Regions from separate parts of the Mus musculus genome. Here region 2 is linked to region 1. Evidence: chromatin loops called from intact Hi-C (ENCODE). Cell type or tissue: left cerebral cortex. All regions are shown on one strand. Each heading gives the region's core, and the rest is flanking DNA. Links, peaks and the distances in the headings are about the cores only.

The links. Hi-C counts contacts between places; a loop is a spot of excess contacts. Peaks named below come from ENCODE experiments on the same cell type or tissue, not always from the same donor. Only the 100,000 strongest peaks of a DNase experiment are listed, where the experiment ranks them.
Region 2: a loop joins it to region 1, with 2.2 times the contacts of the local background. A loop is called at or near these places in 2 of 42 quality-filtered maps.

Annotation. Positions count from the first base shown.
Region 1 is chr13:13,506,945-13,523,583 of GRCm38, reverse strand. Nid1 (nidogen 1) reads right to left here. Exons shown (of 20, transcript NM_010917.2): 17 at 15,817-15,974; 18 at 14,743-14,866; 19 at 14,039-14,151; 20 at 11,309-13,638. The coding sequence ends at 13,517. Among named protein-coding and RNA genes, the nearest start is that of Lyst, 75 kb to the left of the region's middle. In left cerebral cortex, for the core only: a CTCF peak has its summit at 6,534 (motif pointing left); DNase peaks (open chromatin) are centred at 6,539 and 6,961; H3K4me3 peaks cover 224 bases.
Region 2 is chr13:13,665,473-13,682,111 of GRCm38, reverse strand. It overlaps Lyst (lysosomal trafficking regulator), which reads right to left. Exons shown (of 53, transcript NM_010748.2): 19 at 12,123-12,272; 20 at 11,172-11,309; 21 at 8,658-8,856; 22 at 7,651-7,782; 23 at 3,848-4,463; 24 at 2,972-3,149; 25 at 1,870-2,039; 26 at 590-820. Among named protein-coding and RNA genes, the nearest start is that of Gm30836, 83 kb to the right of the region's middle. In left cerebral cortex, for the core only: no CTCF peak of the experiment used is centred there; no DNase peak of the experiment used is centred there.

The DNA.
Region 1 (16,639 bases), core at 4,591-9,590:
ACTCTAGACGGTGACAGATCATAGCCCCCTTTCACTCAGAACGCTACCACTGTTGCCCTCCCTGTGGTGGGCCAGCCTAAGAATTCCTGGGACCCCCTTCCATGGCTGTCCTGAGTGCAAATATACATAAACCAGCCAGGTGTGGTGGCGCACGCCTTTAATCCCAGCACTTGGGAGGCAGAGGCAGGGGGATTTCTGAGTTCAAGGCCAGCCTGGTCTACAAAGTGAGTTCCAGGACAGCCAGGACTATACAGAGAAGCCCTGTCTTGAAAAAAAAAAAAAAATATATATATATATATATATATATAATCTTTGATTATACAAAACCAGGTCACATAGCAGACACCTTTCTATGGCCTCCTTACTCATTTGTCTCTGTGTCTTGGTCATTCCCCAGTATCACTAAAGATGAATCCACCTCCTGTTCGTGTTCAAACTTCTTTTTAAGGACGCTGTTTATACAAGTGAAATCATCTAAGCTATAGCTGACCTGGGGAATGGGGAATTATTGTTCTACAACCAAGTAGAAACTGTCAGACAAACACAGTCTGGAATCCCAGCCCACCAGTAACATTTCACCTTCATAGGTGACACTGGGCTCAGATGCTGTGTGAGCAAAATGAAGATTAGGGCCAGAATGTGGTAACTGCTCAAGAGTTACTACCCTTCTAGGGTAGAAGGAGATGGCTGGGTCTGTAAGGTATTTGCTTTGCAAGCCTAGTGCCCATCTAAAAAGCTGAGCATGGCACCGAGTTTCTGTAGCCACAGTGCTAGGCAGGGTGGACATAGGCAAACCCGTCCATCTGACAAGCCAGACTGGACAAATCAATGACAGGTTCAATGATAGACTTGGCATTGAACATGGACTAAAGTGGAGAAGTGATTGAGGAAGATACCCAATGTTAGCCTCTGACATATACATGTACTCTGTGGGAAGCCGTTGCAGAGTGGCAGTTGCAGAGTGGCAGTTGGCTACTGCTGGCCACCACACATACATAGGCAGTGAAGGTTCTTTTGCCAAGACAAGTTAACCAATCAGATGTGAGACACACCTCTCCTAGGCCTATGTAAGCAGCACCAGTTCTGGGCTCAGGGTCTTTTCGCCTCTACAATCAAGCTCTCCCAATAAACGTGTGCAGAAGGATCCTGTTGCAGCGTCGTTCTTCCTGGCCAGTTGAGCGCTCGCAAGAAGTGGTGCCGAAAACCCAGGAAAAGAAACATCTTCAGGCATGAGCGAAGACCCCCTGCTACAGGGAGGATTCAGAACTGCATCACGGGGAAGGAGTGGTTAATAAAGGTTCCCGTAAAACAGAGTTCTGAGAAGGATCCAGCGTGGATTCAGAACTCTTCAGCTGGGGAACGGTGGTAATGAAGTATTCCTGCAAAACAGACTGCTGAGAAGGATCCGACTGCGTGGATTCAGAACTCTTCAGCTGAGGAACGGTGGTACCGGGTGAAGAAAATCCACTTTGGGTTCGTGAAAGATCAAGATGAATCCGGAGATGATCCTGCTCCTGATGATTGAGACGGGGATAAGTATACCTTTGTGGGCCATAAGTTTGCCCTAGGTCATTTAGCAGTTACTGTCACACAGTACTGCGGTATCCAAAGACGGGCAACTTTCCTCATGCACAGACCAACCTAAGACACGGGGCCCAGTGGCGATAGGGTTACCCTATGACGGGAAAGGCTGTGACATTAGAGGAACGACCTAAAACAGGAGCCACGGCGGATGGACATAATTGCACAGGCCTAGACCAGCCTCATTTTATTAAAACAAAAAGGAGGAGATGTGGGAAGCCGTTGCAGAGTGGCAGTTGCAGAGTGGCAGTTGGCTACTGCTGGCCACCACACATACATAGGCAGTGAAGGTTCTTTTGCCAAGACAAGTTAACCAATCAGATGTGAGACACGCCTCTCCTAGGCCTATGTAAGCAGCACCAGTTCTGGGCTCAGGGTCTTTTCGCCTCTACAATCAAGCTCTCCCAATAAACGTATGCAGAAGGATCCTGTTGCAGCGTCGTTCTTCCTGGCCAGTCGAGCGCGCGCAAGAGTACTCTGCCCACTTATGAATGCACACACACAATTTCCAATGATCCTTTTTTCTCTCCACACATTTTTCTTAAAATCAATATTTACAGATTTGTATTTGGGGACTCACACCATGAGATTGACATTTCATGAGCTTGCATATTGTTCTTTCTCACACCATAAGTACCATAGACACCCCAGTGCCGCTGCATTCCGGCACTTATCTTGTCAGATTGTGTTGTTTGTGGTTATTTCTACAAATAGCACCTCCAAGCATACTCTACCTCTTAGAGTAGGGATGGTGGAGCCCATTCTTGGTATAATAATGGGACCAACTAGAAAGCCAGCTTTCAGTCTGAGCTTCCTGCACACCTCTGAAAGTGATGGTCAAGGCCAGCTGTGTTCACAATCTTCTTGACAGACTTGCTTGTTGGGGATTGGTTCTAATGCTTTGAATTAGCCCAGCCCCCAAAATCAGAAATCTGCGTTTTTCAAACACTGAAGGTCCTTGTCTCCAGTTGGTTTTTGATTGATCAATGGCCAATAGCTGGACAGGCATACTGAGGCAGGATCTTTAGATTTTCAAAGGAGAGAACTAGGAGAGAGGACGCACAGATCACCAGGACGGGGAAAAGGGAAGATAAGACCTAAAGGCCCACCAACATGTGAGAATCAGGGAAAGTGGCCACACATGCCACTTCCCCAATTGTGTTTGGGGTAGCAAAGATGAAATCTAGATTTTAAAAGATATTAACTCAGAAGTACCAGAGGAGAGTGTTTGCTAGCAGCGAGAAGGATTAGAAATGCCCAGCCATTAACAGTCAAGGCATGTTAAAATTAACTGGCGTGTGTGTGTGTGTGTGTGTGTGTGTGTGTGTGTGCGTGTGTGTGTGTTTCATTTGCAAATCTGGATAGCTCTTGAGCAGGTGCACACATGTGACCCATTGGGAGCACAGAGCGGTTAACAAATTTCCGTTATACTTGCTACTGTGGCTTTCCCAGGTTGGTGCTCTAAACCCACTTCTAGCATTTTTCTATTGAGCAAAATCTTGGCCCAAATCTCTTTTCTCCTAGGAATAAGTTCCCATTTAAATACCCATTAGAGCTCTTGTTTTCTCTTTTGTGTGTGTGTGTTTTGTTTGTTTGTTTGGTTTTGGTTTTGGTTTTGCTTTTTCGAGACAGGGTTTCTCTGTGTAGCCCTGGCTGTCCTGGAACTCACTCTGTAGACCAGGCTGGCCTCGAACTCAGAAATCTGCCTCCCAAGTGGAGCTCTTGTTTTCTGAGCATCTCTGTTTGTTGTCTTTCCACTGGATACATGGTGTCCAAGTAGCTTGGGCTTCAGTGATCAATATCCACCTTCAACAGGATATAGCTTCTTCTAAATTCATCTTCATGAACTATAGCTGGAGCACCCTGCACTTGGACCCTGTTTACTTGGAGCAGTTACAGAGGTGGCAGGGAAGGCCCCTGGCAGAATTCTAAGTCAGTTGTTTTCCTGACTTAAATGGTATCCTCAGTCCCCAGTCCCTTCCATGTGTGTAGGGTGTGTGTGTGGGTGTGTGGGGGTGTGTGGGTGTGTGTGGGTGTGTGTGTGTAGGCTGTGTGTGGGGGGGGTGTATTGCAGGCAGGATCAAATGGTCAACTTTAGGTTCTCTGAGGCAAGGTTTCTGATTGGCCTTGAACTTGCCAATAAGGCTTGGCTGAGTTGGTTGGTCAGCCTATCTCTGCCTATGATTATATAATTATGGGCACTTTTTGGTTTTGTTATTTGGTTTTATTGAGACAGTTTCTCTGTGTAGCCCTGGCTGTTCACTCTACAGACCAGGCTGGCCTCAAACTCACAGAGATCTGCCTGCTTTGGCCTATGTAGTGCTGGGATTAAAGGAGTGCACCACCGCTGCCTGGTTCCTGCTGGCTCTTTTATGTGATATCTGGGAATCAAACTCAGGTCTTTAGGCTTGAGTGGCAAGCACTTTACCAACCGAGTTCGCTCTCAGCCCCACCTTCCTCCTCTTAGCAACAGCTGACTATCCCATCATCCTTTGAGAATTGGTAAAGTGCTTTCAGGTACATATTCTCGCCAACCTCTCAAGCATCTATACACACCAGCTGTGTTCTATAGAGATGGGCATCAACTGAGGTGGCAGTCGGCAACAGTGGATGAAGTTGGTCTATCCCCCTTAAGGTTCAGTGTTTTTGTTAGTGTATTAGTCAGCTGAAGGTGCTGAAACAAAAAGCCACAGCTGGGCATCTTAAACAACAGAAGAGTATTTCCCTGGTTTTTGATATCAGCGTTCAAGGTCAAGATGCTGCAGGGTGGCTTTGGAGGCTGTGAGGGGACTTATGTGTTAGGCTGCAGGTATCTCTGGGTCTCCATACCTCTTATTTATATCACCCTATCTCTGTCTTCCTCTCTTAAGAAATTTTCTGTGTGTACTATCTTTGAGTCCACTTTCTTCTTTTAACAAAGACCCTGGTCCAGTTGGGTTAAGGCCTATCCCATGATCTCATCTTCATTTGACTATATCTGAAAAGACCTTATTTCTAAATATCACATTGTGAAGTATTGGGGTTAAAGCCATGCCTATCTTTTTGGCAGGCTACAATTCAACCCAAGGCAAATGTTAAGGGGTTAAAATGGCATTTTATGAGTAGGGATGATGACTCTGTGGTTAAAAGAGCTTCCAGAGGATGAGAGGCCAGTTCCCAGCACCCATATTGGTAGGTTCACAATCACCTAATTCCAGTTCTAGGGGATTTTATGCCCTCTTCTGGCCTCTGTGAGTACTGTGTATATAGACAGACAGACAGACAGACAGACACACACACACACACACACAAATGCATAAACATTTTAAATTTATTGTTGAAAAATATGTGGTATTTTACATTTATTATAAAACTGTTCTGTTGGTTGCCCCCAGCACCCCAGCACGTGGGAGGAGAAAGCAGGAGGGCCTGGAGGTCAGGGTCATCCTCAGCCACACAGAGATCCAGGAGGGATGGGCTGCAGGAGAGCCTAGTCAAATAAACTAACGTAATTAATCAGTTACTATTGGACTTGAACACAAAATTCATGTAGACTTGTAAAGACAAACTATGAAGTGCTCCATCAATCTCTGGCTTGGGTAGGCTCAAACACACACACACACAGTGTCCTCGATGCAATGCAGTACTTTGCCCCAAGACTGTCCTCCAGCTGGAGGCTACCATCATATTGACCACAAAAGAGGAAACAGTCAGAAGGGAACCAATGGTCTTGAAAGACTCCCAGAGGAGCCCCTCGCTCAGGCCTCAGGACAATAGCAGACATCCAAGAACTCACGATAGACCGAGCTTGTTGCAAACCACATGAGGCTTTATTGGGGAAAGCCAGAGCTCTGGGGACAACTCATATCCCACGCTGGGGTAGAGGAGTCGACCTCGAGGGGAAAGAGGTCCCAGTTTTTATAGGCCCTCGGGAAGAAAGGAGAAGTGGGGGGAGTAGGGGATTCCAGAACTAAACAATGTCTATTCTCAAGAAATGGGTATGGGAGGGGTACAAGGAAAGAGTCTGGTGCAGGTGCAGCAACTCAGGATTGGCCGGGCTGTGGTTGCTGGGGAGATTTTCTGACTCTTTCTCAGCCACCAATATCACAAACACCTGGCAATGGGCTTCATCAGTGGGCACACACATGAGTCAAGGAATGGTCAAAACATTGGCAGACACACAGATTCAAGGAGTGGCCAGAGCATTGTGCACCTCTATTTTTCTAAATCAGTGAAGCTAGTTCTGCTAACACTGACATCTATCTTGCCAATGGGCTTCTGTGACCTTTTACATTCTGTCAGGATCTTTCAGTCTCAACAAAAAACAAAAAATAACTTCATTTGGTTCAGTCAAAGCAACCAGAAGGTTAGAGGTTTCTACGAGCTGAAGAATCATCACAAAAGGCCCTCTGCACTGTCACCATCAAATGATGGTCCTACCTAATACTAAGAACACCGGCAGTCTGGGCTAGGAATGGAGTTCAGTGGTAGAGTGTTTGCCGAGCATGCACAAGGACTCAGGTTCAATTCCTAGTATACAACTGGTGACACCTGAGTGTGCTCTCAAGTGACACTTGAGACTTACAGCCTATTTTTCTTTCTGGCTTTGTTGACCCAGTTTCACTACTTTGAAGAACATGTTGTATTTATAAGATGCTAACGTGTGTTTCTAGTGCCAGTCTCCGAAGGTCTCATACTCGTCCGGGCCAAGCCATTTTATTTCTAGCAAGCTTCATTCAAATTCTTGTTCACTGTTAAAGGTGACTTCCCACGGGAGTGGCCACTTTTGATAAAAGTTTATCCCTTTTAAACTTCTTCCAGAGTTTAACCCCCACTGTGAGGCATGGAGCAGTTTCAGAATAACTAACTCCACCTTTATGTTTTACAGGTCGGCCTTTGGGAGGTGACCAGCATGAGTTAAGGTCATCTTGTGATGCTTCGTGCATTGAGCGGCTCTGACCTCTTGTGGTCACATTTGGAACTGCGTTGGCAAACCAGCGAGATTTCAACTGAGAGGCTAGCTAGGCTGAAAACAGGCTGAATGCTCTCTATGCTCATCGGTGCCCCTCTTGAGAGGCAAGTGTCCAAGAAGCCATTCTCAAAGTTCTCGAGCTTTCTGGCACTTCCATGTCTTAATTTCTGTGCCATCTTAACAAGGATCACTTTGTAGATGTCCCTCTTTCTTGCTAAACTCCTCTAAGATTTTGGCTGTGGCCTTTGAGCTCCACACCCTGGTGAAAGAGGAAATGAACAGAGATAGTTTTGCTACTAAAGGATCCTTAACCTCCCCTTCAGAACTGTGATCTTCAGATGGGTTTGTTCGAGAAGCCTCTAAAAATCGCACGGATGGGGCTGTAGCTCCGTTGGTAGTTAGTTACCTAGCATTCACGAAACTGTGGTTGGATCCCCAGCGCCAGGATCGCACAAAGCCCAGGCTGACCTTGAACTCACTGTGTAGCCAAGGATGGCCTTGAACTTCTGATCCTTCTGCCTCCACCTCCGAAGTGCTTGGATTACAGGATTCGGAGCTAAGAGCTAAGGGTCAAACCCAGGGCTCCACACACATGCTAGCTAGTCAAGCTTACATCCCCCACACCAAACAAAACAAGAAGACCAGAGTTCGATCCCCAGAATCCATGTTTTTAAAATAAGCTGGCCATGGGGGTTGGGAGTCGGGGGAGCCGGCCTGTTGGGGTTGCAGAGGTAGCTCAGCATTTAGGAGCACTAGCTGTTCTTCCAGAGGACCCTGGTTCAGTTCCCTGTTCCCACATGGTAGCTCACAGCTGTCTGCAGCTTCAAGTCCATGAGATCTGGCACCTTCACATACATGCAGGCAGAACACCAATGCACATAAATTTAAAATAAATATATTATTAGTATAATAAATAATAATATAATATAACAATATAATGTAAATAATAATAAAAGTTTGTGCACGCTTTTAATCCCAGCACTTGGGAGGCAGAAGCAAGGCCAGTCTGGTCTACAAATTAAGTTCCAGAACAGCCAGGGTTACACAGAGAAACCCTGTCTCACAAGAGAGAGGGGGTGGGTGGGGAGAAAGAAAAGAGTGACAGGTCATCTGCAAAGTCCCTTCCTGACAGGATCCTAAGGAAAGCCTCATAGTCTTCATAGGACTAGTCAGCTGCGACAATGCCCAGACCAGTATTTTGCCCTTTTTAGGTAACTAGGAAATTTGGCTTTGCAGTAAAACAAAACAACTTTATTGCAATATAAATATAATATAATAAATATGCAAAGCTCATAAGGCTGTACATGACAATTTTTAAATTATAGTAAAATATTGTTATGTAATATATAAACATGTATACATATTGTATACATGTATGTACTACAGAACTGGTGCCATGGCACAGGCCTTAATCCCAGAACTGGGAGATGAGGCAGAAAAATTGTGAGTTTGAGGCTAGCCTGAGCTACACGATGAGCTCTTAACAAAGTAATTAAACAAAAGAGAATATATAATTCAAAAGTTTCCCTTGTAGCTATTTTAAGTGCATACTTCAGTGTCATTAACTACATTTTAAAAATGATGCAGCCCTCCCCAACCTATTTCCTAAAGCTTTTTATCACCTCGAAGACTCTAATTATTAATAATTCCATTCTTCCTCCCTCTACCTTCTGGTGACTTAAAATCTACTTCCAGTTTTGTTTTGTTTTAATTTGCCTATTCTAAGTTCCTCAAGTAAGTGGAATGATCTAATACCTGTCCCTTAGCCACTGGTCTGTTTGTCACCGCACAATGTCCTGGAGGTTTGCCCATGCTGTTGCATGTAGCAGAACTTCCATTTGTTTTCACAGCCAGGCTGTATGTATGTGCAGTATCTGCAGATAACATGTCTCATATGTTGGCAGACCTGTGAGTCATTTCCACTTTTCAGCCTCCATGAAGAATGCAACAAGGAAGATTTGTTTGCTCGTGTCTGTTCCAGCCCTCCTTTCAGCTCTTTGGACACAGCTTGAAGTGGGATGGATGGCTGGATCGTGTGGTCAGTCCCGGATTTTGTCTCCCATGGGACCTATACCATGTTATATTCCTGCCAGCAATGTACAAAGACTTCATTTCCCCATATCTTTCTTGGCAGTTCCCTTTTTAAAAATAGCCTTCTGGATATGAGATGGCGTCAAGTTTTGGGATTAATTTGCATTACTTTAATGACTAATGATAAGGACATTTCTTTCTGAGCTGGGGTCACACCCAGGGTCTCGTGCGTGCTAAGCAATCGCTGTACCTCTGAGCAGCATCCCAAGCCTTGAGCATCTTTCCATGTGCTTATTGACCAATGGTATATCTTCATTACTGGAATACTTATTCAGATCCACCATTCATCTTTGAACTTTGTTCTCTTGGTTGTTGAGCTGCAAAAGATCTTTATGTTCCTTGTCTGAAAGAATTACAGGGATGGAAATGGAGAGGAGCCTGAGGAAAAGAAGGTCCAGCAACAGGCCCAAAGTGTGATCCAGCTCAAGGGGAGGTCCCAAGGCCTGACACTATTACTGAGGTTATAGAGACCTCACAAAAAGGACCTATCATCACTGCCCTCCCAAAGACCCAACAAGCAGCTGAAAGAGTCAGATGCAGATATTTGCACCCAACCAATAGACAGAAGCAGCTGACCCGAAGCTGAGGAGAAAGGCCATCCTGTAGGACCAGCAGTCTCAATTCATCCGGACCCCCGATATCTCTTAAACATTGGACCACCAAACAGACAGCATACACCAGCTGATATGAGGCTCCCAACACACATACAATAGAGGACTTCTGGGTCTGTGTTCATTCAGAGATGATGCACCTAACCCTCAAGAGACTGGAGGCCCCAGGGAGTTTAGAGGTCAAGTGGGGTAGGGGGGTGTGGGCATCCACGTGGAGACGGGTGGAGGGGGGAGGAGGTGTGGGATGTGGAGCAGACGGAGAGTGGATGGGGGGGGATGAAATATGGAGCGTAAAAATAAAATTAAATTAAAAACAAAAAATAAAAACACAAAAACAAACAAAAAGACTAATGCATTTTTCCTTCCTGTAGGTCGCCTTCTGTTCTCTTGATGGCTTGCTTTGATGCACATCTAGTTTTTGCTTCTTTTGATGTTTTCATGGAACCAAGCCAGTCAGTCTTTCAGCACAGGGTAGGGCAGGGCCTATAAACCCAAGCCCTGACTGATGTGAGAAGCTATTGGCGGTTCTGGGGGAAAGGTAATTTTTCCTTAAGGGTGTGGGCCCAGTAGATCAATCTTGTCCCAGTGGTTGTACCTATACCCAAGAATATAAAAGCGGTACGAATTGGACTTGATGGGTAATTTTAAAACAACAAAAAAGGAGAGGACAGGAAGTTGGGATAGCATGGGAGTGGATCTGGGAGGAGTTGCAGGGGAAATGAGAAGTAAACATGAGCAAAATATGTTGCATTCGCCTATGAACGTCTTAAAGGATTACTAAAATTTTTTCTTTTAAAAAGCATAGCCAAATTGTGTTAGAATATATCAGATGTTTGGAGAGCAGAGTTCTCCATCCATCATTTTCCCGTGATGAGTCCAGTAAACCAGACCATGAATATATGTTACTGCCCCAAGATCTTCCTGCCATGGTTTAAGCTGTTTGGAAATGGTACGCTTGACTAAGGTTGAAATTAACTGCAACTGACTAGCCTCTTCCGCACTCTCTCCTGGGTGTTTCAAGTATTGTTCATTAGAATAGGTGGATATTGTATAAGGGCCCAAGACAGCTGCTGATTCTGATGGAGGGATAGGTCTTGGAGATTCTCTTTCTAGCATCTTCCTATATGCCCTCTGGATAGAACACTGAACGATGGCCAGAATAAAACACTGAATTTTAGTTCTTGTACAGGGTATCTCCTACAAACAACATTCACAGGCAGGCAGATAGGTACTCGTTATTAGTACTGAGGACATAGTGTCACAGGGACATCTCAAGTATAGATTCCTTGCTCTGTAGCACTGAGCTCTGAGAACCTTAGTCCTACCTGGGCCCCTTCCTCAGTCCAACTCAGAGACCATTCACCTCCCATTATGGGGACTCTGGGTAGTAGCACCTCCCATTGGTGAAATGGAAACAGATCAGGTCCCATGCCCTGTACCGGTCAGGAAGTGTCCTTCCTCTTTCTGGAGAGAAGAAGGGTGTGGCAGCTTATCTCCACACTGGGGCAGGAAATAAAGTAAGGAAATAGTGGAGACTAAAATAAGGAAAATAGTGGAGACTTAGGAAATAGCTGTTTTGGTAGATTGTTTGCCTAGCATTCAAGAAACCCTGGTGGTTGATTCGATCCCCAGCCCTGCCTAAACTGGGCCTGGGGTAGTACTTGAGTGCTCCCAAATACTCAAGGAGATAGAGACAGAAAGATCAGAAGTTCAAAGCCATTCTTAGATACACTGAGAATCTGAGGCTAGTATGCTATATGAGTTCTTGTGTTAAAAAAAATAAAGGGTCTGGGATATAATTAATTTTAAAGCCATTCTCTTCTGTGAACTGTGTGGCTAATGAACAGCGTCTTAGGTAAAGCCTTAGGTTTTGTCTTAGGTAATGTCCCCTAGGTTTTGTCAACCATTAAGTCTCTGTTTTTCCACCATGAACTAGCTCCAACATTATGCTATGGTAGCATATGCTTTTGATCCCAGTTCCCAAGAAGCTGAGGCAGGAGGATTGAGAGTCTGAGGTCAAGTCTGGGCATCAACACTGCAACACCCCGTTGTGGAACAAAACAGCAAAAACACATCAAAATAAGATTTTATTTTTAACAGTTGTATTTTAATTATTTTTTTTCTGCACTAATATTTGTACAGCTGTAAACTTGAGGAATCATCCAATACTTGTATACATCTGGAGAACCATTAATAAGCACCTTCAGTGGTTTCCACAGCTTAACAATTTACCATGTAAAACATTTTAGAAGGAATCTAGTAAAAATGAATAAAAGTTATAAAAGATATATATCATGAGGAACATGACAAAAAAAACTAGGGGTACTTTATGAGGGTGCATGAAAGAGTCACACGTTCCCTAAACTTTGTGATTTAAATTCCAATTATTTAAGTAAAGACTCCCTCCCAATTTAGATTCCCAGTCCAATGTAAGCAGGTCGAGGTGGAGGTAGGAGATAGGGTTGGGGGCTGAGTACAGTGAAAGTAGAAGAAAAGGAGGTAGGGGGCTCTGTTCCCCAAGAAAAACATCAGGCCAAGTTCTTTTATGTCTTCAAGGATAAACATTCTTTTGGCAAATGTGCCACTTTTCTCTGAAGTTGTTTAAGGCTTTTAGTTTTAGCTGCCTTTAAGCCTCTCCACTGCTGTTTCTTCTGGGATTTTCCATCCCTGTTCTCCATCCTTATCCACCACTTGTAATAGTTCTGCCTGAGTCTTGTCTGTGCCCTCACCTTACACCATGCAAACCGAACTTCTGATGCTTGACTTCCAATCCAAAATTATTAATCCTTTGAGTGTCTAGGAAGCAGTGGAAAACAGGAGATAGATAGAGATAGATGACAGATAAGTAGAGAGATAGGTGATAGATAATAGTAGATAGAAGGAAGAGAGAGGGGACAAGGGTTGTTTTGTTTTTTAAAAAGAAAAGAACAAATGATTACTAAGTTTATACTGTTGTCCCTAGAATGGAATCAATAACACAGACACCTCAAAACAGACAGGAGAGTAGCTATGCATCTGGCCAGCGGATATTTTTGAAACAAATCACAGACAGAAACATGGAAGGCAGCAACAGTCCCTCAAACTATACTGATGATCAAATAAGGATCCGAACCACTACTAGAAATGCCCAACTAGATCTTCCTAGATTGTGTCTTCAGATGAGGATCTAGTCAGAAAGGGCCACAGAGAGAGGGAGAAACAGAGACACAATTCTAAAGGTGAGGGACTATGACTGGACACTACTTTGTCAAAGTCCTACCCCAACCTGAGCTCCAGATGACTCTCCATGAGAAGACTTGAAAACTGGTACCAGGAGTGGGCTGAAGATTCCCATGACGTCATAGACCAGAAACTAATACAGGTACTTTGGCAAAGAAGAAGAATTTGCTACAATTCAAGACACATCAAGATAATAATCTCCTATCTTCAAACATCTTGACTTCAAATCCCTCTCTCAGGACTTTTCCTTGACTTACCTATGTGATTATCAATGGCCACTGCTGAAATGCCAGGACTTTGTAATTTGGGAGGGGTTGCTTTTTACCATCTACCAAATACCATGAATCCCTGGAATATGGTTGGGTTTTGATCATATGGCAGAGAAGGCACTGAAAGCAGTCTTGGGCAGAATGAAGGTATACAACAGGAGAGTAGTTAGATGGGAGCATAACCAAGAGAAAAAGTATGACCTTGCCTAAGCTGGATCTGGGTGGTATGTTGAGAAACTGGGTAATATCTGAGTTTGTAATGCCACCAAGAAGTAGCCTCCTTAGGTCGCTAAGGCTCTGCTTACCATGGGAGAGTCTAGAATTAGGAAGAAGTCCTATGGCTCTAGAATGGACACATAATTTTTATCCTGATTTTTTTTTTGGAAGGGACTCACGTAACTCGGGTTATTTCTAAACCCTGCTATACAGACAAGATAATTGGCCTTGAACTCCTGATTCTCCTGCCTCTGCCTCCCAAGTGCTAGGGTTGCAGGCATGTACCACTACCCTTGGCTTTTTATCCAGAACTTTATAAACTTGTCTAAAGACTGAGATCAAAGGGTGTGTGTGTGTGTGTGTGTGTCCTGCCCTCATGTTAGGGTAGAGATTTTCCCATTACTGAGCTAAAGGTAATTGTTCTAGGGAAGGTTAAGGAGAGGTTGTGAGAGCTCAGGCTAGGCTAGATCTGGGCCTGGTGGTCATTCCACTGCAGGACACTTTTCAGTCTGGATCAAGTCACTTCAAGTAGAGTGTTACTATGAAATACTTGGAGAGGGAACAAGGAATTCTTGACATCATTTCCGTTCAATGCAGTCAACTCCCAGGGTGTTGTCAGGACATCGGCAGGTCCTGCTCCCTGGAGTGGGCAAGCAGAGGTGGGTACATCCACCATTATTCACTGAGCAGTAATTGTGGCCTGGAAAAGATGGAAATCAGCATCATAGTCTTACCTCTGACTGACTTGGTACCTACAGCAGGCTCCCCATTTACCTCCTTGTGGGCTCAAGGAGCCAAGTTGAGCTGCTGTTTGTTTCTTTATCATAAATAAGACAGGCAAGTACATGTATTCCTGACTTGGAGGTGTGTGATAATCTTGATTATCAAGTTGGTAGAATCACAACAGAAATACACCTCTGGGTATGTCTATAAGGAGGTTCTAGATTAAGTTCCTTGAGGTGGGAAAATCCAAGAATCCTTCAGGAAGGGATATCCAGGCTGAGATACCTATAGGAAGCAGGCCCATGGATGTACTTAGGCCACCCTGATTCTCTTAGAGACTCTGAGTGTTGACCTCCATTCAGCAGCATGGATGTTACCTTGGGGACACTGGGACAGGGCGATGGTGATGCCATATAGCCGGGTCTGCTTGTGTGGGTGGAAGGTATCCATCTCTTTGGATATAGCAAGGTCCATGGCAATCACTGAATTCCTGCAAAGCACAAAAGCACAGGGAGTGCACATGCATCTGATGTTCTCCATGGGGTCAGGCAGCCTCTTCTGTGGCTTGGAAAAGACATGGTGGTCTTGCTCTCTGTGGATCTGTTTCTCCCTCCCCCTAGGCTGGGTCAAGCCAGTAGTTCACTGGCTTTTTTAAAAAAGGGCCAAAACAATCTAACTCTCCCCTCTGCTCTAAATTCCAGGTGACATATAGCCTCTCTTAGCCAGCTACTTCCTTGGTGTGACCCTCCATTTGAGGACGGTCTGATCCAGAAACAGCTGTGAAAATATTGCAGTTTAAAAACTACATTGATGTAGAGGTATGACATAATCAAAGAGACCTCCAGCCATGTGACCCCAGGTAGCTCAGGAAGGCCCAGGTTTGGGTATGATAAATGGCTCCTCTGTTCCCTCTAAGATTAGACAGCCCTCTTCCTCTACCCTCCTCCATATCTGACAGCCAGGACAAAGGGGGATCACTGGAGGGTCAACAGTCAGGAGAAAAGACAAGAGGCAAAGACCTCCATAGAGACAAAGGGAAGGGCATAGTTTGGCCCAGCCAGCATGACGGCAGCCTACATACGTCTTCCAGTCTGTGTAGTACAAATTCTTCCCATAGCTAGTCACAGCGAAAGGATACTGGAGCCCTTCGAGAACTTTGCGTCTGCCGGGCTGAGCTGGGTTCAGGCATTCTGCCCTATGGGTGCCTGTGTGAAGCAAATACAAGTTGGTCATTGTTCACGCAAGAAATGGGTCCTTTGTGTCAGAAAACAAGAGTCTAAAAGACAAGGATGGGGGGAATTCAGTGTTTCAATGGCATGTCCTGGAGAACACAGAGGGCGGGCTCTTCAGCATTGGCGTTCTGTCTCTGTTTTCTGTCTTTTCCCTTTCATCAGCCTACACCCACCTGAGTTCTGGCACCCACACCTGGCCCTAACTGAGGAGAGGGGAGCCCAGGACAGAGAAATGGCAGCCTGTGCTGGCCTTCCCATTCCTTTGTCTCAGGAGAGGCCCTGCCATCTTCTGGCTTTTGTTTAAGTCCCTCCCTTCTAAGTCTCTTTAGAACCTTTCTCCCCAAAGTTGGGGCACTGAAGAACTCGGACTGATCAGCATGGGACTAGCCTGCCACTAATTCCAGCATGGATGCTATCACAGGCTTCTATACACATGTAAGCTTTCACACCCTACTCTTTGTCCTACTTAGTTGTGGGGCAGAGAAGGTACTCAGTTATAGACTTTCATAGAGAGAGATGAAGGATGGCCCTTCTTGGTCTTTCTCCCCATCTCATCTCAAGCCTGAGGGACAACCTGCAGAGCTGAAGCAGGGCCACATCAGGGACTCTATTCAGAATGCACTATTACCTCTGAAAATATAGCATATATGCAATTCTCAGTAACCTCCCACCAAAATAGGAGTCAACCATTTTTTATTGAGCCATATAGCAATTATTTCAGGTTCTGCAGGCCAAAAGGCAAAAGCAAGCATGATACCACCAGGTATTTATAACACTTAAAATGGTAACATTTAACAATGTAAATTTTGTTCTGAGCTTATTTGCCAGACAGAAAGAGGCAGTGGGTGAGATTTGCCAACTCTAGAGCAAGAAGAATAAGACAGTGAAGAGCTATGTGTGGATGATCTCAGGCTCCATGTTACCTGCATCCACCCAGCAAAGCTGAGATGAGAATGCATCAAAGGTCAGACCATTGGGCAAGCCCAGGTTGTCCTGTGCGAGAATCCTCCGGTTGGTGCCATCCATGTGAGAAGTCTCAATTTTGGGATTGTCTCTGTTCCAATCTGTCCAATAAAGGTTCCTGAAAGAGATATCCAAGTAGAAAGAAGAAGCAAGATCTTGAGAACGCTGTAAAGGTGATCATCAGCTAAGTGAGATCCTGAGGTACTAGGGTGGATTTTAGGGTTACTTGGCTCTTCGCTCAAATTGGGCTATCTGTAACTAACAGGTATCCTTTAATAGTTCCTTTGTAGTACCTTGAAAAAACTCAATGGGCAAAGTGAGGGCCTGGGTTCAATTCCCAGCACTGTGTTCAAAACAAAACAAAACAAAACAAAACTCTGAGAGTGGGGACTGAGGGCTGTGATCCCAGTGCTGGGAAGGAGATGGGGATCTCTGGGTCTCTCTGGCTAGATAGCCTGCACTACTTGGGGGAGGTACAGGCTAGTGAGGCATCCTGCTCAAAACATGGTGGACAATGACTGAGGAATGATACACAGGTCTGTTACCAAATACACATACAGACACATAAACTGTGGGCTGGACGTCACTAACAGTAATTGCCTGGGTGATAAACCTATTCGGGAGGCGACAGTGGAGCAATGTGATTTGCCTAAAGCAAGATTCAAACACCAGCAGAGAGTGGTAGAGATGTCTGCTGTGCACGAGGTAGTGGAATGGCCTCAACACAAGGGATACTGTCTCTAAGGAAATGGTCTCTAGGAGCTGGGGCCTGGGATGTAAGAC
Region 2 (16,639 bases), core at 4,445-9,444, 160 kb before region 1:
TTAAGATTCACATTTTAATAGGACACTAATAAAAATTGTTAAACTATACATCAGATGTGGACACCAAAAATACAAAATCTAATTATTTTTCAAAGCTCTTAACTCGAGTGGCAGCTCTTATCCCTTTGCCAGTGTACTTTTGACTACTAGAGATTAATTTGTATTAGCAGTGCTACTATATTCTCCATTGCTGTAAACTGCGCATGGAGGCAGTGTTGCATCAGCAAGTGAGTTCACTGAGCTGCTACAGAGCCCTCTGCTGTTTCTGAGCTCCGTATAGATCAGCGAGCAGCCCTATCTAATCGCTTCCTCAGAGACAACTGTGGAAGCTTGATAAACATCAGAGAGTAGCCTTACTGTCTTCAGTTCTAAGTACCCCAAAACAGGTCGTAGGAACATCCTATTCTTAGTCAAACATTATTCAAAGTGATGAAAAAAAATGCCATCTCCAACTTAATTTAATTCTGTGGGAAAGAAATTATTTGAAAGCATTACAAAATAAACCCCAACTCTTTAAGGTAACCTATTAACTATTTCCCCTTCTAACAATCTTATCAGATGTAATTTTAATTAACAGTTTAAAACTTACTTCTTTTCTAATCCATTCAGGGCTGCTACTGTATTACATAATACATAGAGTAGACCATTGTCCAGTAGCATGTCTGCTACCTTGGAACAAGAGTTTAAAACTTGCAGAAGAAGTAAAAGAGCATTGTGCAAGAGGACATTGTCATAGAGAGAGGTCTCTATTAGTCCGAGAACGGGAATGACAGACCACTTCTGGAACAGTTCCATGTGCTTCACTTCCTCCAGATCAAATCTACAATAAATAAGACACAGTGACAAGCGTGGGAGGAGGTGTCAATCACAAACTGGGAATAAATGCTTGACACCTCAAGCTGGTCTTTAAATCTAATATTGAAATTATCAAGAAACAGTGTTGAGAAAAAGAATTCTTAATTACAAAAAGATTACAGTTTACAATAAGACAAAATCTAAGATAAATGCATAAACACTTAGGTGCATACATATACAATTTCATAACTTCAGTGGACTCATTTGAATGCATCCATTGGCAATCTTGTGTCCAAAAAATGCCTGCTGTGTGGGACTATAACAAGTGTAAAGAAAAATTATTAGTTTACAAACTATCTTCGTGACAGTGAACTAGTAAAAATAGCTATCAAAAACGAACAAACCTCTCACTCCTGACCTAAAACGACCTGCCTCCGTGGTGTAGCAGTTTAAGTATTTCGTGGCGACACGCACACATAAGGGCCTGGATTTGATTGATCACCAGCAATACACACACATACATAAAGTGAACACAGTAAATAATTTAAGTCCACCAAGGTCTGAATTGCTCTACCACACCAAAGATGTATATATTTTTCTCTATCAAACAGAAAAAAAATTGTGCCAAACTGTTAGTTTCAGTGAACTTTTTCTTTTATCTTTGCACATATTGTTAGTCCTTAAGAATTATTACAAAGTCAAATCTAAGGAATCAGCAACACACTCAGGAATTCCAAGAGAAGGCTCTAAGGGACCGAGGGTGTCTCGGACGGGTCACAAATACCGCATCACTGAGATTACAGGGGCCACCTTTCTTTCAGGTAGCTTCTCATGTTAGTACTACATGTCAAATCTTCTCTGTCACTTTCATTTTCTACTGCAGTTATTAGTTTCCAGTTTCTAAATAGTGAATAAAGTACAGAGGAAGAAGTAATAAGAGAAAGAACATCAAATGTAAAATAACAAATCAATTCTCTGGGAGATGATTTATAGCAGACCTTTTCTGAGACCCAAAATAGTCACTAAATTTTATACTTAAGACAAAGGATCTGAATTATGGTGTAGAGAACTCACTCTTCATCCAGGCCAATCGGTCGACCAAAGAACATTTCAACAAAGCACTCCAACAACTCCTGAGTTCCCCTATGAAGATACAACTGGTTGGCTAATAAGGAAAAGCCACGGTTCTTCAGAAACTTGTCCTTTTGCTCCTTTGATGCTCTATTAATGTATGCATGTAACAGCTAAAGAAAAAAATTTAGATGTTAACATTTAATATATACAATTCAAACTGTATATAATTCTTATATTTGTAAGCTATTACCTTTCACTCACATACACAGACACATACAGAGAAAGCTAAAAACCATGTTACCTGCATAAAGAAATTAACTAGCACCTCTATGCTATTGGTGATTCTAAAGGAAGCTATTCACATTGAATATTCATTGCTTTGTCAGTACACTTAGTATGTACAACATATGGACAACTGTAAATAGCTGAAGTTTACATTAGAGATGACAATATATGAATATATACATATATGAATATATACATATATGCGTAAATAAAGAGTATGGCTAGAGGGAAGTAATCTGACATGGCAATCAGGGAGGCCTCTTTAAAAAGGAGATAACTGAGCTGAGACTGAAATGTTCAAAAATTGATACTACACCGCAGGAAAGAATTCCAATAAACTACATGATTCTTATAATTTTTGTGAAATAGACTTTACTGGTAAATTGATATAAAGCAATATATGAGAAAGACTTAAGATTAAATTGAATACACAAAATGCCAGTATGAAATAGCAAAACTATTGAGTGCTACTTTAAATAACTTTATTTTAACTTTTATTTTATGTATATGGATGTCTTATCTGCATTTACATGTATAAACTGTGTTTCTGGTGCCTGCAGAGGCCAGGAAAGGCTATCAGATGCCCTAGAACTGAAACTGCAGATGACTGTGGGCCACTATATAGGTGCTGAGAGTTGAACCTCGGTCTCCTATAAGAGCAGCCCAATGCTCTCAACTACTAAGCCAACTCTCCAAGCCCAATAGTTCACTATTATTAAATATGAAATAAGCTTTAAGTCTTAACATATACTAAACAAATCACACACATACTCATATATTCCTGATGAAAACGTCACTTATTAGTTCCTGCCCTTACTTTAATTACTCCTTGCTGGATAGCAGGTGATGGGTGGTTAACAAGGACTAGAAGAATATCTGCTTGAATAATCCTGTCCATCACATCTTCAAGCATAGCATCAGGCAGGACAAGAAGAACCCCACTTAAGAGTTCATATAATCCACAGCAGATAGGTATCAGACAGTCTTCAATGACACTGTGACAGAAACCAGAAAAGTCTTAACACAGCATCAAAAAGAAAGGCACATGAACAATACCCTAGGAGCCGCATTGACATGGCAAGACAAATGCTCAGAAGGTTTTAAAATGTTTCCTAATTTAAACATGATTAACAAACTTGCCTTTTAAGACAGAGGTTTTTCTACAGACAATATACTATAATACAGTATTCGTGACCACATATGCTACTTAGACTATCTGAAGTGAAATCTCCAGGTCCTGCACAACTCCAAGGGAAGGCACCGGCCCAGCATGGAGGAAGGAGGAGCTTATGATTCTCCACCCCAACTGAGCATCTATGAACAGCCAATGGCTTCTGAGGGAAGGTCAGCTTTTTAAAAAATGTGTGGCCCATAGTAGGGTGACCACTCTCCAGTGGATGGCAACATACTCATGAGTATATATGCTGCACAAATTGGACATGGTGGATTGTTCAAAAAAAAACAACAGAGAGAGAACATGAAGTGGGGAGTGGATAAAGATAGAGAACAGAACTGTATCTTGGAGATGTTTGGAGGTGTAAGAAATTCTCAAAGAATTAACAAATAAAATATATTTAGAAAAAACAATTCAGGCTCTCAGTTGGTATTACTTGGTATTACTGTAATATGATCAGAAGTGGCATAATGAAGACATTTCTAGTGCAGGGATTCTGAGACAAGAAAACATGAGTACCTGTGGGTGCTTGTGGCTCGGTTGTAGCTTGCCTCATAAGCAGGAGAAAAGGTAAAGTTCTCCCAGTCATCAGCATTCCTATCAACAAGACTTGGCCACCTGCTAGCAACTGCAGATCCATTCTGAGAGGGAAACGCCAGCCCAAGGCTTGCGACAGTGCTTTGGCTTCGCTGGAATGAGGCCAGTCCCTTGAGGTTGTCAGGCCGACGTGGGTAAGACTCATCCCCAGGACTGTCATCATCTGATCTGGGCTCTGTTCCCACATCTTTGTGATCTACTCTGGCCCTGGGGAACCTCGGTGATCCTCTGGAAACCCCATTGGCAGAGGCGTGGGCTCCAAGAAGAGCCTCCATTTCACAAACAGTCTTTGCAGACTCACAGCTGCTGATGAATGCTTCCTCTTTGCTTGTTTTCAGTGCGTAGGGTCTTCCTAAAAGATTCTGTTTCTCTGGGTTGGCATCTGCAATATTTTGTAACTTGTCAACACTAAAACCCAAACTTGCAGCCAGTTTTTGTGCTCGTATTAGTGGTAAATAAGTAGGAAATGCTGGTAGACTTCTAGATCGAACCATCTGAGCAGCCATCCGCTGTGGAACAATATTGGAAGAACTGGTTCCTAGTAAATGTAGACAGAAAAATAGTACTTAAAAATCTACTAAACAAATCAACAAGATAGATAAACTCTTAACCAAACTAATCAGAGGGCACAGAGACAGTACCCAAATTAATAAAATCAGAAATGAAAAGGGAGACATAACAATGAAGTATATCTTAAAATAACTATTCTGTTTGTTGAATATCAACAGTTGAAAGTATTAAAATCATGTTCTACAAACATCATGGAAATATTATTGATCATTTTTCTCACTGTGCTTAAAATTAGCATTTTCTTAATGTTTAACTTCAAAGAGTTTTTGCTATTTTGAAAAAATTTAAATATAGTTACTGATAAAATAATTTCTCTTCTAGAAACACTGATAACCTTTTTTAAGTAAACTGTTATACAACGTACACAGATATGTAATGCATTTTAAATACTCTCTCGTTATGTCAGGTGGTATATAAGGGTCATATAAGGGCTTCTAAATAATGATTCATTTTTAATATTTTATGCCCTTTTACTATGCTTAACTCCCAAAGAATATTTTGTATGTTTTGAAACAATTTAGTATTCAACATTAGATATAGGATCCTCAGTTATGGATAGTGTTAAATATTCATTAATGATATTTTTAGGGTACGAAAGGATATGAATATAAGAGCTGAACAAATTTTTTATGTATTATTCTCAAAATACTCAATATTATTAATATGTCTGATGTATAAAATGCATTTAAATAATAAAAAACTAAGAAAAAATCTACTAAACAGCACCACTTCTCTTCTAAAGTCACAACCATGCCACAGCCCACCTTGCCTTGCACTACTCAAGAATTATAAATGATAATTTTCCTAGCCAAAAAATGCTTAAAATTGGTATGTGCCCAAAATATTTTTCTTTTAACTACATTTTATTAAGCTTTCAAAGACATGTCATTTCCTGTTTCATTAATAAAGTATTGATGGTACAGCTTGAAGTCATTAGGATTAATGGTTCAGAAATTAGGTAAATTAGAGTGCAATTTAATTTCCTTAAGCCAGAAACAGGGTACAAACAAGACAAAGTGAAAAGAGCTCAGGCTTTGCAAGAAGACATGACTAATTCAAATAAAGGTTCTGCTAGTTCAGAGGTCACAGGTAAATCATTGAATTACTATATAAGTGGTAGTTTCTGAAAATGTACAATAAGAGTTCAAAAATGTCAACTCTGCAGAGAGTTTTTAAGGATGAAGAGAACTCGTGTGTGATACAAGTGACATTGTGCCTGGACTCTAACAGGTGCTTAATAAAAGGTGGCACTTGACATTATTCGACAATCGGCCCTCAGACTATTTCTGTTCTTTCTCCTCTATTTCTGCAGTTACTTACTAAGGAGAAATAATCAGCCCCCGTCTTCATAGCTCTCCAATGTAATGGTGACAACACTATGCTAAGGAGACCAGAAAAATCCCTTATGAGCATAGGACAAATTACCCGAAATGTGGCTGTGAACCAGCAGCAATGGAGCAGCAGCACCGGGCCAATAGCTAAGAATTTATATTCTCAGGCTCTGGCCTAAACCTGCTCTTCAAGAATACAAGATGGAATAAAGAGGTACACAGCAACCAGTGTTTGAATGAGATTCTCAGGTTCTTGTGTGCATGTTCACGTTTTATAACTATGTAGTGTAAATAGCTTCTGAAAGGACTATTTTAGAGGTAAAGCTTTGTGCCGATAAAACAGATACACAGCTTGGAACTCTTTCCTAGTAATTTCTTGATTTGGGCTGGCAGGCTAAAGTTACTAAAAGATTGTTCAAATAATCCAGAAAAATGGGGCATGACTATATTTGAAAATAATTCAGAATGATACAATTTTTAAAGACATTTCCTATAAAATACTAGATGGAACTAACTAAAACATAGCCTTAAATATTATAATAAATGACTATTAAAACAAACTCCACTGGATGTAGTGTTGGTAACGTTTTGCTGAGTCTGTAGGTTGCTGTTTTGTCCTATGGCAGTGTCCTTTGCCTTACAGAAGCTTTTCAGCTTCATGAGCTCCCATGTATCAATTCTTGATCTTAGAGCCTGAGCCATTGGTGTTCTGTTCAGGAAATTTCCCCTGTGCCAATGTGTTCCAGGTTCTTTCCCACTTTCTCTTCTATTAGATTCAGACAGAATAACTGAAATGCTTTAGAAAATAAACACAACTGGGGGTCTGGAGAGATGGCTCAGCAGGTAAGAGCACTGACTGTTCTTCTGAAGGTACTGAGTTCAAATCTCAGCAACCACATGGTGGCTCACAACCATCCATAGTGAGATCTGACGCCCTCTTCTGGTCTGTCTGAAGACAGCTACAGTGTACTTACATATAAGAATAAATAAAATCTTTTTTTTAAAAAAAAAGAAAAGAAACACAATTGGAGATTAACACCCATACATCTTATCCCGATTTCCTGTAGATCTACTTTGCCTCCAAGACTTAATAGATGTTTACAGTAGAGTAGAAGATAAGGCTGTCCTGACGATAAAGAGGACAGCTGCTGGTATGAGAAACACGTAGGGCCGGCCAGTTCATGTCCAGGAAATCTACACACACTATGTACTCTATTAAGAATAACTAAGAAAATAGGAAATTACTATGAGTTTAAAGACTTAAATACTCATTCTATGGAGAAAGAAAAGAGAATTATCTCTGTTCACACAGCAATTAAAAGCATTTAAAGCAGTGAAGCTGGCTGGCTGGGAACCACAGTTAGGCTTTTCAAGTCAACAGCCACAGGCTCAGATACTGAAGACAGCATCAAAGAAACTGCTGCATTTCTGGCTAATACCATAGCAGCCCAGGGAACTGGGGCAGTGTCAGAGAAGCCACAGACAGGAGGTTCTTAGAGTGGTCCAAAGGGATGACTGCCTCCTCTTCTAGCTACCAGAACTTCCAAGTGGATCTTCTTTCTAGAAGGAGGGCTAAAATCCCTTCTCCCACATTCCCCTCTCACTCTCATGTACTGAATGTGTGTGTGTGTGTGTGTGTGTGTGTGTGTGTGTGTGTGTGTGTGTGTATACACAAATTCGTTTTGACGGATAAAATTGGATTCTTTAAACATACTTTGGGCTAGATACCGTCATGTTATACTGCTACAATAAGCACAATCTAATATCCATGAATATTCATAACTGAAATAATATGAGCGGAAGTTTAATATTTGCTATGATTACCTTCAGGAGGAGCTGCAGTAAAGGCAGATGGGCTTATTACCAGGAATCCAGGGCTGGGAAAGGCTTGCCCTCCGCTGCTAGAATGCCTCAGGTACGCGAGTGACTGCACTTTCTCCTGAAAGATCTTGCCATCTGGAATTCAAAATGGTTTTGAGACAGCAAAAATTTTAGGGTAAAACAATAACAACAACAAAAACCTTTAAAAGTAAATCATTAGACATGAATTTTGACAAAAAAATGTTCAAAAAGAAACAAATAAGGCCTGCTCCATAGTATCAAATATAGTATGTAAGTATTCCCTTTATAATTTCTCACTTTGGATTTTGTGACTGTTAACTTCTACATTCTTTGAACTCCAACTGTCTTAACAATTATTTCTGTGGTTTCACATTTTACAGTTCCCCCTTACTGTGTAATTCTGATCTCTCAAAAATAAACTCTTTACCTGTTTATTCCTTGAATGCCTATATATTAAATTTTTAAATTTTAATTTATGCGTATGTATATTAGCTCTCACATGTATACCTAGAACCTGCAAAGGTCAAAAGAAGGTATCAGATCCCTTGGAGCTAGAGTTATAGGCAGTAGTAGGTAGGTGCTGGAATCTGTCTGAACTTAGACCCTCTGAAAGAGCAGCAAGTGCTCTTAGCTACTGAGCCATCTCTCCGATCTGTGTCTTATATTTTTATGAATTCTCTTCAGTATATGATATGAATCCTAAGTAATACTTTCAGTTTAATCATCCTTTTCAGGTTCATACTGAAATTTTCCATCTTGACTTTTTAAATGTACCATCAACATACAACTACATTATCTTTTTTGTTCTCATTCACACCTTCTGTTTATTCTCTGGATCTATCTAGTAACTCACTGCCTTTTATCCACCAACATACATTAGGGCTTTTTCCAGCACAGAGAGACCATTCAGTAAATATCAAAACAAATATGTATCGGCAGGAAAAAGACTAGAGTAGAAATGGCTACAATCTAACAATGATCTTACTCACCTATGTGCAAAGAGAAGTAGAAGTTTGTGGGATTGTGACAAACATAAGTATTAGTAGGAGGGTGTACAGCTAACAGGAAATTGAAAATAACTGTCAATAATTCCAAGTCTGGAGGAGAACCAAGGACTTCTGCAATGATTTTCACAAATGATCTACAAACTTCTCGGGGCATAGATGTAAGCTGCCCCTCTCTGTGTTCCTGTAAAAATAAAAGCCAAAATCTCTTTAGATTTAAAGAACTGTCAGCTAATATTTTTTTTATTTAAACAAGATAGTCCTCTAAAAGTCACTATTATTAGTGTTGGAGGTGCATATGTAGAGGTCAGAAGACACCTTGTGGAGTTGGTTCTCTTCTGCTTTAATGTAGTTCTGGAGATCGGAGTCATCAGGCCTATATGGCAAGCACCCTACCTGCCAAGTCATCTCACTGATATTCTTCTTAAGATAGAATATTGTTGGTTTACTACTCTAGTCTAACCATATTTAACATTAATCTGAAGTACTACTTTTCAACCCCAGTGATTTTTGCCATTATAAATTAATTACAAGTGATGGCAGTTTAATTCTAGCCCTCTTAATTTAGTTAACTGAACCAAGTTACACTGCAGAATTCAAGTGTGCAATGTGGCCCTACACTTACATTAACATTGCTATACTGTCTCTTTGTCTATATGAATATGCTAACACTAGTATGTATGCTCATTTTACAAATTCAATGACACCACAGAGAAACCCAATCTTGTAAAACAACAACAAAAAGTTTTTTTCAAGGATACAAACTCTTAGAACAGCACCTCAGACACTAAGCCATCTTGTAATTCAAAACGCTGTAGACCAGAAGAGCTTTAGATTTCAGGTTTTTGGATTTGGAGGATATTTGTACAGACTTTATAGATATGAAAGCCCCAAATCAGGAATGTTCGAAACTAAATTTTTTAAAGTGCATAAAGCCATAAAACTCTTAGTTCTTTTAACACTAGCATCACTGTTAGTACTATTATCCACTATGGCTACTAGATCTGCATGGACCTCTTGTAATGCAGCACACAAGTTACAGCAATATCCTGTGGCCCAGCTTGCAAAGTCCTTTCTCACAGTGGTTATTACAGTGGTCTTATCTTTCACTTCCAGAATATAGGCTTAAATGGTTATTTCACTAGCTTGAACCACACAAAGAAACAAATAATTGTACAACTATGACCAAACACAGGCCCCCAGTTTCTTTGTGCTGTGCTTTCAACTGCTTGGATTATAGAACTTAGTAGGATGTCACGCCTTACTAAAAATAGAGGCTGTCATAACTTGTTTATGTTCTTAAACTCCATCTCCTCAGAGGCTAGTAATTAACCTCCTGATTAAGGGCACAGAATATAAAACTGCCTTGTCTTCTGTCTCCATATGTCCAAATATGACACATAATTGTCCCTCCACTCCATTTACTGTTATGTACTGCTGAATCAGAGGATAATAAAGGGGAGCTGTTAATTTTGAGACAATTTAGTCATCAGATCACATAGACCCCTTTGAGGTATTGTCATAGTATTTAGATTTTAATGTAGCTTCCCAGAAGCCTGAAGCAGGCTGAGCCAGAATTTGACCTTGCTGCCACTAAGGAAATTATCTAGGGTGGAGCCTTCCTCCCTAGATCACTCTATTGTTCTGCCTTGGCTGCTGCTCCTCTTCAAGATACTGCTACCTGCTGAGAGGCCCCGGAGCTATTCAGGAGACTATGCCCCATCCTGCACATCATCACCAGTTCCATTATTTCTCAACCCGCCTAGGCTCCCTCTTTTCTCCCAGATTCCAAGATGCCTTCCAGGCTCGAACCCGGACATGTGAGCCGCTGGCAGGCCCCAACAATTTAACCCACCAATACAGTAAAGGTGTCAGGCTATAGAAGCAAAAGTACTGGCCTCACGAAATAGTAAAGATCCCACAGTATGTCTGGACTTATCTCACTTGACAAGATCAACATGTTTCAAACACTAAAAACAAAAACAAAACCTTGGAAATAGTCCAATATACCAACCAGGCAGATGAAAGGGCATTTGTAAAGTCAGGTCACAGCACAGACATAGTACATGAGTCAGTGTCACTTTTTAATATAGTATTTTAGGTATATATCCATATTGCTAGTTAACATATAAAATAGACTATGATTAAGTTTTATTTATTAAAAGCATACATATATGTAAGTTGTTATTTAAAGAGTATAGAGTGAGTTAAGGATCACTAACAGCTGATGTTCAGGAAACCACAAAATTATTATATTCCAATACAAAGAAACATGCAGAAATTTAGTAGCTGTTCTTTTGTAGTTTGAGCCAGAGAAGATGACAGTGTAAATAAAGATCAGGAGGCAAGAGCTGAAAGAAAACATGCTTACAGAGTAAGTAAGATAAAAGACAGAAAAAAATCCCATTGACCTGTGAAACTCTGATGTGCACAGCAGTAGGTTATTAAATAGAAGCTACTGCAGAAGATGCCCCTGCAGAGAAGCTACGGGAAAAGTACCTGTAAAACCTGACAGGTCAGTAGGAAGTGGTGAACCACGTGGGCGTTCAGCAACTGCTTAATATTAAACTGCTGCTGGTGGTGCTCTACCCGGATGAGGACTTCCAAAGCTGCTAGCAGAGTCTCCCACACACCTTGCTGAGAAAATAAACATGCACCAATTAGCACACAGTTATGGAAACATACTGTGGGCCTCTTAGAAGCCTAGAAACATAACTACTTAACGCACTGTGCATGGTCTACTTCAAAGCTTGAGTCTGTTGGTGTGGAGGGGAAAGTAAGTCTTAAAATTTATTCCATTCAGCTCATCATTACTTCAGGAAGTTCAGAGCTTTACACAGAGCATACACTTCTGGATTTACATTTAACATTAGCATTACACTGAAGCAGCAAAATTATCCTTTCCTCCAGCATGATCAGCGACTGTTAGAAATATTTTTTACTGATGATTTAATACTTTCATGCATGCATCTAATGTATTTTGATCATATTCACACTCCTCTGCTAACTCCTTCTAGATGTACCTCACCTCTTTCCTATCTCATGTCCTTTAAAAATGCTTATTTAGATGATTATATTTAAATGTCCTTTGGGGAGGGGAGGGCGAGAGGCCCAGTACACCACAGCATACACCCACACTACAATATTCCTCAACCTCAGAGGAGCAAAAACCATCATGAATGAATCCAGGAGGCATTATACTAATATAATCACAGACCCTAAAATACCATGGCAGTTGTGAGGATGGGGAGAAGAAAAGAGGCCTGGTGGGTACAGAGCTCTGCCTTATAATATGAAAACTGTGGAGGTGGTTGTTGGTGATGGCTATGTAATATCGGAATGCAAGCAATGCTTCTAAATAAGGTACTTAAAATGATCAGGTTAAGCAAACCCAATGCTGCATGTACTGTACATCACTATGCAGATGAAATAAAAGTATGCATTACACACCTCTGCCTTATTCCATATCTTCCAGTCAAGTAACAGTTCCTGCAGCAGCTTAACATCTTGGATTATAGCATGAGACTCAACATCCAGCTTGAACTCTCCATGCTCACTGACGTGGATAACTTCTTCACCGCAGCAACCTTCAAGAAGGGTCTACAGAAAATTAGCATTAGTGTAAATTTCAGTAATGACTGATTAACTAAATATATGTTTACCAGAATTATCAAACTTTTCAGCTCAGCAGTCATACCATCAAATTGAAAAAAAGAAACTAGAAAAATTAAACATTTCTCCAAATATCTGTGTTATAAAGCAATTCAACTTAGTTGCAAATCATAAATTTCCAAACATTTATGACTTTTTATTTCAAACACAGGATAAAATACCTACAACTCATCTTGATTTTATTTTTTTGCAGTGCTAGGGATGGAACCTATGGTATGCATGTTAAGGATACTAAGCAACCTTCTAGCTATTGATTTATCCTTCTTGTCGCTCAAAGAAGATGGGAAGGAAAGAATGTAAGGCCTACTACAATTACATCTAACCACCACCACCACCACCACCTTCTCCACCACTGTCACCACTGTCACCACCACCACCTCCTTCACCACTGTCACCACCACCACCTCCTTCACCACTGTCACCACCACCACCTCCTTCACCACTGTCATCACCACCACCACCACCACCACCACCACCACCTTCACCACCACTGTCATCACCACCACCACCACCACCACCTTCTCCACCACTGTCACCACCACCACCACTATCACCACCACCTTCTCTACCACTGTCACCACCACCACCACCACCACCACCACTAACAACAACAAAATAACAGAAATCAACAATCACTGGTGATTGATAACTCTCAACATCAACGCTCTCACTTCCCTAATCTTTCATAATAAAAGTCCTGGAGAGATCAGAGATAGAAGGGACATACCTAAAATATAATAAAGGCAATATACAGGAAGCTGATAGCAACATCAAATTAAATGGAAAGAAACTCAAAGCAATTCCACTGAAGTCAGTGGTAAGATAAAGGTGTCCACTTTCTCCATATCTGTCCAGTACTTAAAAGTTTAACTAGAGCAGTAAGACAACTGAAGGAGATCAGGGGATACAAGTTGGAAAGAAAAAAGTTAAAGTACTATTAATTGCAGATGATATGATAATATATATAAGTGACCCCAAAAATTCTACCAGGAAACTCCTACAGCTGGTAAACACTTCCAGCAAAATGGCTGGATACAAGATTAATCTGAAAAAAATTTTTATTAGCAGCCCTCCTATACAAATAACAAGTGGACTGAGAAAGAAGTCAACACCTTTCACAATATCCTCAAATAATATAAAATATCTTGGAGTAAGTGTAACCAAGTGTAAACAATCATAAAAGATCTATATGATAAAATCTTCAAGTCTCTGCAGAAAGAAACTGAAGAAGATATCAGAAGATGAAAAGATCTCTCATGCTCATGGGTTGGTAGGATTGGCAAAGTAAAAAGGGCCATCCTACCAAAAGCAATTCAGATTCAATATAATTGCCATCAAATTTCCAATACAGTTTTTCACAAACCTTGAAAGGACAATTCTCAACTTCATATGGAAAAACAAAAAGCCCAGGAAGAGCTAAAACACTCCTGTGCAATAAAAGAAGTACTGGGTGTCCTAGTCCCAATCTCAAGTTCTACTATAGAGCAATAGTCTTAAAAAATCTACATGGCACTGGCAGAAAAATAGGCATGCTGGTCTTCGGAACTGAACTGAAGATGCAGGCATAATCCACACACGTAAGGGCATCTGATTGCTGATAAAGAATTCAGAAATACACACAAGGAAAAAGCATCTTCAACAAATGATGCTGGTCTAACTAGATATCTGCATGTAGACAAACACAAATAGATCCATATTTATGACCCTGCACAAAACTCAAGGCCAAGTAGATCAAAGACCTTAACATAAAACCAGATACACTAAACCTGATGGAAGTGAAAGTGGGAAATACCCTCCAACACAATAGAACAGGGAACTACTTCCTGAGCAGAACATCAATAGTGCAGCCACTAAGATCAACAAAAAGTGGGACAATGTGAACCTGAAAAGCTTCTGTATGGCAAAGGACACATCATTCGGAAAAAGCATCAGCCTATAGATTGGGAAAAGATTTTATAGTAACTCCATATCCAATATATATAAGAATCATGATAGCAAAATAACAAAGAATTTAATTAAAAATGGGGAAACGATCTAAACAGAGAATTCTCAATAGAGGAATCTTAAATGGCTGAAATACACTTAAAGAAATGTTCACCATCCTTAGCCATCAATAAAAAGTAAATCCAAATTACTTTGAGATTCCATCTTATACCTGTCAGAATATCACAAGCAACAGTTCATGCTGGTGAGGATGTGGAGCAAGAGAAACACTCCTCCATCACTGGTGGGAGTGCAAAAAATATTGAAATCAAAATGGCAGTTACTTAGACAGTTGTAAATCAATTTCCCTCAAGACCCAACTATACCACTCTTAGGCATATACCCAAAGGATACTTCATCCTACCACAAACACACTTGCTCAACTATGTTCACCTTGGCTTTATTCACAATAGCAAAAAACTGGAAACAATCTAGATGGCTCTTAAGAGGAGAATGGATAAAGAAATTTACACAATGGAGTATTATTCAGTTGTCAAAAAAATTATATCCTAAAATCTGCAGGCAAATAGAATTAGAAAAAAAAAATCATTCTGAGTGAGGTAAATCAGACCAAGAAAGATAAATATGGTATATTTTCATTTATAAGGGGATGTTAGTCATAAAGTAAATGATAACCAAACTATAACCCATAAACTCAGAGATGCTAGGTAAAGAGGAAGAGACAGGAGCAGAGGGGATGCAGAAATCTCCTGAGGAAGAGGTGGAAAGAGTTAAGAGCCAGAGGGGATGGAGGATACCAGGAGAATAAGGCCTTTTAAATCAGCCAAATAAAGTGCATATAAGCTCACAGAGACTGAAGCAGCAATCAGAGGGCCTACCTGGGTCTGCACCATTTCCTCTGTGTACATATTCTAGCTATGACTCTAGTACTTCTATGGGACTCCTAACTGGGAGAATGAGTATGTCTCTGTCTCTTGTGCTTGCTTCGGAGACTATTGTCCTCCTTTTGTGTTGCCATGTGCAACTTCAATGATAGTTTTTTGCTTTATCTTATATTTTACTTTGTCATGTTTGGTTGTTATCTCTTAGGAACCTGTTCCCCCACCCCTTAGGAGAGACAGGAAAGGAGTGGATCTGGAGAGAGGATGAGGAGGAACAGGGAAGAGTAGAAGGAGGAAAAACTATGATTGGGATATGCTGTATGAGAAGAGAATTTATTTTTAATAAGAAAATATTAAAAAGGTGGAATCACCATGCCTGACCTAAAGCTTTACTACAGAGCAATTGTGATAAAGACATCTGTTTCTTAACATAAGCCATCTCCAAGGTTGTTGGAGGAGTAATTACCAAGAATCAGTCTTCAGACCAATGTTGACATCTTAGTTCTGTAACTGTCTCGGGAAAGAAGATTTAAGGAAGTTCACAAATTCAACTAAGTGAAATAGGAAACAGAAAAAATATGGCTGTGCTTGTCAGTCTCCCCTTGATGTCCCAATTGCTTTTAAAGAAGGAAGTGCCAGCCACTGACCTACAAAAGTTGCGTTATTTCTCTCAGAGAAAGCTTCCATTTAAACCCAAGAGTTAGGACTCAGCAAGGAACACCCCCCCCACCACCACCACCACATGTAACTTAATGCCTGCCACTAAACTGACCTTCTAAAATCTTTGGCTGTCATGGTAACTTGCTGGGACATGTGTGTTTTCTGTGCCTATAATGGGCATGGAGCCTTCAGGATCCAGCTTCAGCAAGATGTTCTTAACCTTTCATGCTATTAGTATGATTGGGCTGTTCTACCACAAAGCTGAAGAGTCAAATGGGCAGAAAGGGGAACATGAGAGGAAAACATGCTACAAAGATGATGAGAAGAAATCAGGAGACTTGGAAAAAAGAAAATGTGCATGTCAGAGGGCCCACAGCATACTCAGGAAGGGTCAGCAGTAAAGTTATTGCCAACAGCCAACTTTTAGCCTGATGCCCATCATTTAAACATTCTCGGCATCTTCAGATCTATTCATGTGTGAAATGAGATAAGATTCATAACTTTTCCACTGGCAAGGAGGGTTGTATAATTTCAATACTGAATGTCTTCAAAGTTCTGTGGACTTAAAGGTTTTGATGTTTTGGGAAGGGGTACAACTTTTAAGAAGTAGAGGCCAAAGGGAAGCAGTCAGGTCATTGGAGTCACGTTAAATGGCACTGGGAGACTCTAGCCCCCTACTTTCTCTCTCCTTCACATCTTAGCCATGAGGTGAATGACTGTGTTCTTGCCACCATAAATTATGGGGTCAGAATATGGTCAAAGCAATATGCCCAGCTGACCATTGACTGAAACCTCCAATATATAGATATT